2 separate regions of the Homo sapiens genome follow, and region 1 is linked to region 2. The links are chromatin contacts, found by Hi-C or POLR2A ChIA-PET in ENCODE. All regions are on one chromosome and are shown on one strand. The core of a region is the stretch at or near the end of the contact, and the rest is flanking DNA. Distances in the headings are between cores, read along the strand shown. Region 1 overlaps REV3L (REV3 like, DNA directed polymerase zeta catalytic subunit). Region 2 overlaps REV3L (REV3 like, DNA directed polymerase zeta catalytic subunit).

The links. Hi-C counts contacts between places; a loop is a spot of excess contacts on that map. ChIA-PET counts read pairs that join two places held with the same protein, here RNA polymerase II (POLR2A). Pooled maps may share reads with other maps.
Region 1: a map of GM18951 shows a loop between it and region 2 (3-fold over the local background). The contact joins two enhancer-like sites. A Hi-C loop is called at or near these places in 1 of 168 maps with a recorded cell type or tissue (GM18951), 2 of 37 single-sample maps with no recorded cell type and 4 of 50 pooled maps. POLR2A ChIA-PET finds 5 or more read pairs at or near these places in 5 of 52 experiments (AG04450, BJ, OCI-LY7 and 2 more).

Annotation. Positions count from the first base shown.
Region 1 is chr6:111,404,714-111,408,022 of GRCh38, forward strand. It overlaps REV3L (REV3 like, DNA directed polymerase zeta catalytic subunit), which reads right to left. Exons shown (of 32, transcript NM_001372078.1): 4 at 757-917. Among named protein-coding and RNA genes, the nearest start is that of REV3L, 77 kb to the right of the region's middle. Within about 2 kb of position 1,563, at least 3 of the 41 ENCODE cell types and tissues checked have a DNase peak (open chromatin) inside an H3K27ac peak, as active enhancers do; they include OCI-LY7, where a contact is called at or near this core.
Region 2 is chr6:111,300,612-111,304,213 of GRCh38, forward strand. The region is part of intron 31 of REV3L (REV3 like, DNA directed polymerase zeta catalytic subunit); the gene reads right to left. Among named protein-coding and RNA genes, the nearest start is that of SLC60A2, 43 kb to the left of the region's middle. Within about 2 kb of position 1,460, at least 2 of the 41 ENCODE cell types and tissues checked have a DNase peak (open chromatin) inside an H3K27ac peak, as active enhancers do; they include OCI-LY7, where a contact is called at or near this core.

The DNA of each region.
Region 1 (3,309 bases), core at 313-2,812, 100 kb after region 2:
GAAATCACTTATTCAAATAGCCATGTTATTCTGTTTTGTTCATAATATCAACGGCTCTATAAATAAAGAACTTTAAAGAAATAGCAAATTCACCCAGAGAAAGCTCTGCCTGCAATATTTTTCAGGTCATGTCACACAAAGAAAAATAACAATGCTTGCACAGCCCACTGAGATAAAATGGACAAGGATGTTCAGTGGTGGAGGTGATGGCTCAAGGGACTTAGGAATCCGTCTGGAATGCTGAGAGACCAACACGTCCACTAACCTACAGCTATTCACACCATCAGGGAAGTGCTGGACTAAAGTAACAAGGCTCTAACAACTCCAGGGATTTCTAGAATTGTGTATCATATACTATTCCTAAAATATAAAAAGTAACATTAAGGTCTGAGGTTAAAAAAAAAAAAGAATCACAATACATATCAATTGCTAAGCAGTGTAAAGGGTTCACTTTTGCAGTGGTCTAGAACTAAACCCACAATACCTTTTAGGTAGCCTGTATACTAAAAACCATCAAACTGTCCTCTTTAAACGGATATAAATTATAACTCAATAAAGCTGTTACCAAAAAAAATTTTTTCTGAGATGCTTTTCCTGACAATCTCTAATCCCACTTTGCATGTATTTCTTTTCATTCTTTAGTCACTCAACATTTATTTTCTAAATATATATTATTTTATAAATCACTGACTATATAACACTTGTTTCAAAACTTTAATTTGACAAAAATTTAATTTGACTGAAAATTAACCTTACTTTTCCTTCTTGCTTTTCGGAACTTGACAGCAGCCAGATTTATTAAATTCATGCCATAAAGATTGTAGTCAATGAAGAGCTGTAGGAGGTAGGGAATATGCGCTTCATGAGGCTGGTAAAATTTATTCATTATGGCTCCGCTTTGCAAAAGTTCACATATCCTAAATTAGAAAAAAAAAGTTTTATCATAAAATTATGTTCCCTAAAATGTTAAATGAAACAATGATTATAGAAATATACAGAACAAAGCACTTATTAGCACACAAAATTTCCATCTCAATTTTACCGGAAATTTGTATTTTGTTAGAAATTAAAAGTTTCAATCAAGTTTTCAAGTAAGCAACATGTTCTGAATAACAAAAAACTGCATGGATGAAGAATATTTTGTCTTAAACCAATTTGATACTAACTATATTTAAAAATTAAAAGGTTTTTAAAATAAAATTTTTCTTTTAAAAATAACAAATAATTTTGAAAAGATTAATATTCAAAAAAGGAAAAGAAATCATTACTTATAATCCCACCACTCAGAGGTATTGCCATTTTGATATTTTTCTTTCCTGAGTATTTTTTTTCCCTTCATGATGACGAATACAAACAACAGACAATTATATACAGCATAGTTAAGTACTATGTGGGGAAATACATTAAACATCTAGAAAAGATACTAAACAGATAGAGGTACAGAGGTGGTTTCTGCAAAACCTTAGAGAAACTCTCTAAGCAAGAGACTAAATGATGAACTAGAGGCACTTTTTTCTCTGAAGAGAGGGAAGAGTATTCACGTAAATAAAACTGCACATGTAAAGGGTCACGAGAAAACACGGCTTATTCAGGAACTGAAACCACTGAGTAAGACTGTGACCTAGTGTCAGAGGCAGGGATAGAGAAGTAATGAGAAGTAAGAGCATGAAGAGCCTGTTAAGACATTTGAAGAGGTAGTGAAATTTGTCTGAGAGGTGAATAGCAGAAAAGTGACATCACCAGACTAGCTATAGAACACAGAAGACTACAGGTAAGGAGTAAATAGGCTGTTGTGGAAAAACTAAGGATGGTGGCTATAACAAGGATCATAGAAATGTACTGATTCAGGAGACATATAAGGGGTGAAATGATCAGGCCTTGATGACTAACTAGATGTGAAGGGTGAGACAGAAAAGGGGCTGAGGGTGATGCCTAGATTTCTTGCTTAAGCAGCTGGTTAGTGGTGGTGCAATTATTTGAAAGGGGAAGAACTGTAAGAAAAATTGGTTTGGGATTTTTTGGAAGGGGAATAAGGATAAACTCAATTTAGACACAAGGGCATTTAGGTATAGTGGGGATCCAATAATAATATTGGAAATGAATCATAAAGAAAATAATAATCATTTTATTAACACAGCAGAGGTAACTAACATTTCTGAGCACTATATATTGGATACTGTGCTAACGTACTTTATTACAAGTAATGTTTATTACAAGTCTGTGGTACGATCATCTCCATTTTATAAATAAAGAAATTATCTTAGATTTAAAAATCACACAAAAGATAGAAGAGCTCTGAGGTGGGAGGACCACCTGAGCCCAGGAGTTCCAGGTTACAGTGAGGTATGATGGCGCCACTGCATGCCATCCTGGGCAACAGAGCAAGATCCTGTGTCTTAAAAAAACAAAGGGGCTAAAATTCAAATCAAAATTTCTCTGCCTTGTGAGCCCTCACTCTTAACCACTCGGCTATTCCATCTATCCAGTAGATGGTTTGATATATTGTTTAGAAGCTCTAGAGAGAAATGAGGCTATTCATATACATTTGGAAGTCAAAAGCATAAAGATAAACAAAAACAAAAGTTAAAACCAAACAAACCCATGGGAGTAAATAAGTCTGTAGAGGGAACAGAAAATATACAGAGTAAAGATGAAAGTCTAAGGCAGAATTCTAAGAAACAACCATAGATGTTAAAATGTAAACCAACAAAATGGCAGAAATATGATTGATCACACTGGAATGAGAAAAACTAGAGGTGGTATATATCACAGAAGCTAACATTTAGGATTGTTTTAAGGCACCATAAGCATCACCATGAGGTCAAAAAGTAAGGACCTAAAATTGGATTTAGCAACACAGAGGTCATTAGTGAAAGCAATTTTCAGTAAAATGGTTGGGGTAGAAGCCATATTGTAGTAAGTTAAAGAGTGAATGGGAAAGCCGAGCACAGTGGCTTGTGCTTGTAATCCCAGCACTTTGGGAGGCTGAGGCAGGTGGATCACTTGAGGTCAGGGGTTCTAGACCAGCCTGGCCAACATGGAGAAACCCTGTCCTTACTAAAAATACAAAAAAATTAGTCAGACGTGGTGGTGGTGCCTGTAATCCTAACTACTCAGGAGGCTGAGGCAGGAGAATTGCATGAACCCCGGAGGATGAGGTTACAGTGAGCTGAGATCGTGCCATTGACCTCCAGCCTGAGCAACAGGGCAAGATTCCAATTCAAAACAAACAAACAATGAATGGGAGGTAAGAAGTTGGATACACAAAGTATAGATAAATCTTTCAAGGAGAATGGCTAAATGAGAAAG
Region 2 (3,602 bases), core at 210-2,709:
CATGGACATTTGTTAGTTCCCCAAATTAATACTTTCATAATTTCTTATGCCTGTCTTTACTGCAATCTCTGAACATGAATTGTGAAGATTTCATGAACATTTATCACTTCCCCAATCAATACTCTTATAATTTCCTATGCCTGTCTTTAATCTTTTAATTCCGTCATCTCCGTAAGCTGAGGATGTATATCGCCTCAGGACCCTGTGGTGATTGCGTTATCTGCACAAATTGTTTGTAAAGCATGTGTGTTTGAACAATATGAAATCTGAGCACCTTGAAAAGAACAGGATAACAGCGATTTGCAGGGAATAAGGGAGATAACCATAAAATCTGACTGCCTGCAGGGCCTGGCAGAACAGAGTCATATTTCTCTTCTTTCAGAAAGCGAATAGGAGAAATATCGCTGAATTCTTTTCTCAGCAAGGAATAACCCCGGGAAAACGAATGCATTCTCAGGGGTAGGTCTCTAAAATGGCCACTCTGGGAGTGTCTGTCTTATGCAGTTGTAGACACGGGATGAAATATGCCCTGGCCTCCTGCAGCACCCCCAGGCTTGCTAGGATTAGGAAATTCCAGCCTGGCGAATTCTAGTCAGACTGGTTGTCTGATCACGAACCCTGTTTCCTGTTAAGATGTTTATCAATGACAATGTGTGCCCAGCACGACATGGACCTTCATCAGTAATTCTAGTTTCACCCTGGCCTTGTGATCTCACTCTGCCTCTTTGCTGTTGTGATATTTTACTGCCTTTGAAGCATGTGACCCACTCCCTATTCGTACACCCCTCCCCTTTTGAAACCCCTAATAAAAACTTGCTGGTTTTGTGGCTCAAGGGGCATCAAGGAACCTGCCAACATGTGATGTCACCCCCAGAGACCCAGCTGTAAAATTTCAAAAAAAAAAAAAATCAAATAATGTGAATTTGAAAGTAGTGGTGCAGACCAGTGGTTCTTAACCCTGGCTAACAATGAGCTTAAAAATAAACAAGTGCCCCATCCCAGACCCATAATGAGTCAGAATCTCCAGGCATGAAAGCCTAAGAATCTGTACTTCTTAAGGCTTCCCAGATGATTTGGATGTATAATAAGATCTGATCTTAAGGAAAATAATAAATCATAAGGCAATTTTTAAAAAGAGAAGCACTATAATGTTTTACACAATGATCAATTTTTAAAAATACTTTAAAGTCTCAAGTTGCATATATAGTTAAAAAAAAGGTTATAAAACATGAAGAACATAAAAAAATTAAAAAGGATGCCAATGAAGACTCCAAAGGTTAAGAAAATGCAGGCCGACTTTCACCTGAATAGTGTAGACAAGTGATTTTAAAAAAGCCATACCAAATGGCAACAACTACTCTGGATTGTCTTTTAAGAGAAATCAAATACGCTCTAGTGAATTCTTTGATCTATATTTATCAAAGGGTTTCAGTTTCAGAGATGGCTCACAGGCCAGTGAAGTTTTGTTCTTTGCCCCAGTTATCTTCCAGTTAACCGAAGGGCACACTTTTTCTAAGTAGACTGGTTACTGTATCCAATATTATGATATTGTCACAAGCAGACTGCTTACAAACATGTGCTTCAGTATGCTCCATGAAGACTGAGTATGCTGTTCTATGATGAAGCCTTTGCTAATTAGATCTCTGCCAAGAGACTCAAATCTATTCCCAAATATAGAATTTCTGTATTACAGCTCTATGAATTGCAGTTACATTCAGGTGCCAGGACAAACTGATAAATATTTAAGCTCTTTCTGTGCTTGTCTGATAAATAAGCCAGGATGGAATTACTTGACTCACTAAATTTAACTCAGTGTTTAGTTTCAAGATCCTTTACTGGTTTAAACCCTGAGCATTATAGCTTGATTCAGGCTTACATTTAAAACTTTAGTGCCCCAACCCGGACATCTACTTTGTAGCACATAGGGAGGCAGGCACTTAAAAAATATCTGCTTTAATCTTTATTCTTTTTACTATCCTTTGGCTTTCTTGTTCAAAAAAAATTTAGTCAAGGCTGGGCACAGTGGCTCATGCCTGTAATCCTAGTACTCTGGGAGGCAGAGGCAGGTGGATCACCTGAGGTCAGGAGTTTGAGACCACCTGGCCAACATGGTGAAACTGTCTCCACTAAAAATACGAAAATTAGCTGGGCGTGGTGGTGCATGCCTGTAATCCCAGCTACTCGGGAGGCTGAGGCAGGAGAATTGCTTGAACCTGGAAGGCAGAGGTTGCAGTGAGCCAAGATTGCACCAACTACACTCCAGCCTGGGCAACAGTGAGACTCCGTCTCAAAAAAAATTTTTCAGTCAGATGCTTGCTTCATTTGCTTTCATTCTTTCATGTTTATGATTAACAGTGTTAAGGTGATGAATTTTTCTCTGAGGTCTGCCATCTAGAATCTGATTTGCAGTGTTTTCATTTTGTTTAACAGAATTTACAAGTGGAAGGATCACTTTTTTTTTTAGTTTGTAATTAATTACCATTTTATAGCATTGTATTACATTCATTTGTAATATTTCTACTTTTTGAAATGTACTGAGGCTTTCTTTTCTTTCTTTTTTTTTTTTTTTTTGAGATGAGAGAGAGCGTCTCATTCTGTTGCCCAGGCTGGAGTGCAGTGGCATGATCTCAGTTCACTGCAACCTCTGCCTCCTAGGTTCAAGTGATTCTCCTGCCTCAGCCTCCTTAGTAGCTGGGATTGCGGGTGCCCGCCACCATGCCTGGCTAATTTTAAATTTTAATTTTTATTATTTTATTTTTAATTTATTATTTTTGAAATGGAGTCTCACTCTGTTGCCCAGGCTGGAGTGCAGTGGCACAATCTCAGCTCACTGTAACCTCTGCCTCCCTGGCTCAAGCGATTGTCCTACCTCAGCCTCCCAAGTAGCTGGGATTATAGGTGCCTGCCACCATACCCTGCTAATTTTTGTATTTTTAGTAGAGATGGGGTTTTGCCATGTTGGCCAGGCTGGTCTCAAACTCCTGCCCTCAAGTGATCCTCCTGCCTCAGCCTCCCAAAGTGCTGGGATTATAGGCGTGAGCCATGATCCCCAGCCGAGGCTTTTTTTTTTTTTTTTTAACAGACTATGACTTTTTTTTTTTTTTTTTTTTTTTTTTTTTTTTTTTTAAGATGGAGTCTTGCTCTGTCACCCAGGCTGGAGTTCAGTGGTGTGATCTCGGCTCACTGCAGCCTCTGCCTCCTGGGTTCAAGTGATTTTCCTGCCTCAGCCTCCTGAGTAGTTGGGAGTACAAGGCTCATGCCACCATGCCTGGCTAATTTTTGTATTTTTTAGTAGAGCTGGGGTTTCTCCATGTTGGCCAAACGTTTCAAACTCCTGACCCCAGGTGATCTACCTGCCTTGGCCTCCCAAAGTGTTGGGATTACAGGCATGAGTCACCACACCTGGCCAGATATTTTTAAAACATTCTAGAAACACTTAAGAAGTATATTTTTTGGTACTGGGTTACAGAGTTTGATATATAATCACAAGGTCTGACTTATAATGTTTACAATTTCCATAATTTCACTTATTTCTGATCACTTGATTGGTCTTGGATTGAGAATGATGTAAAATCTCCTGTTTGGATGTGTTTCTAATTCTC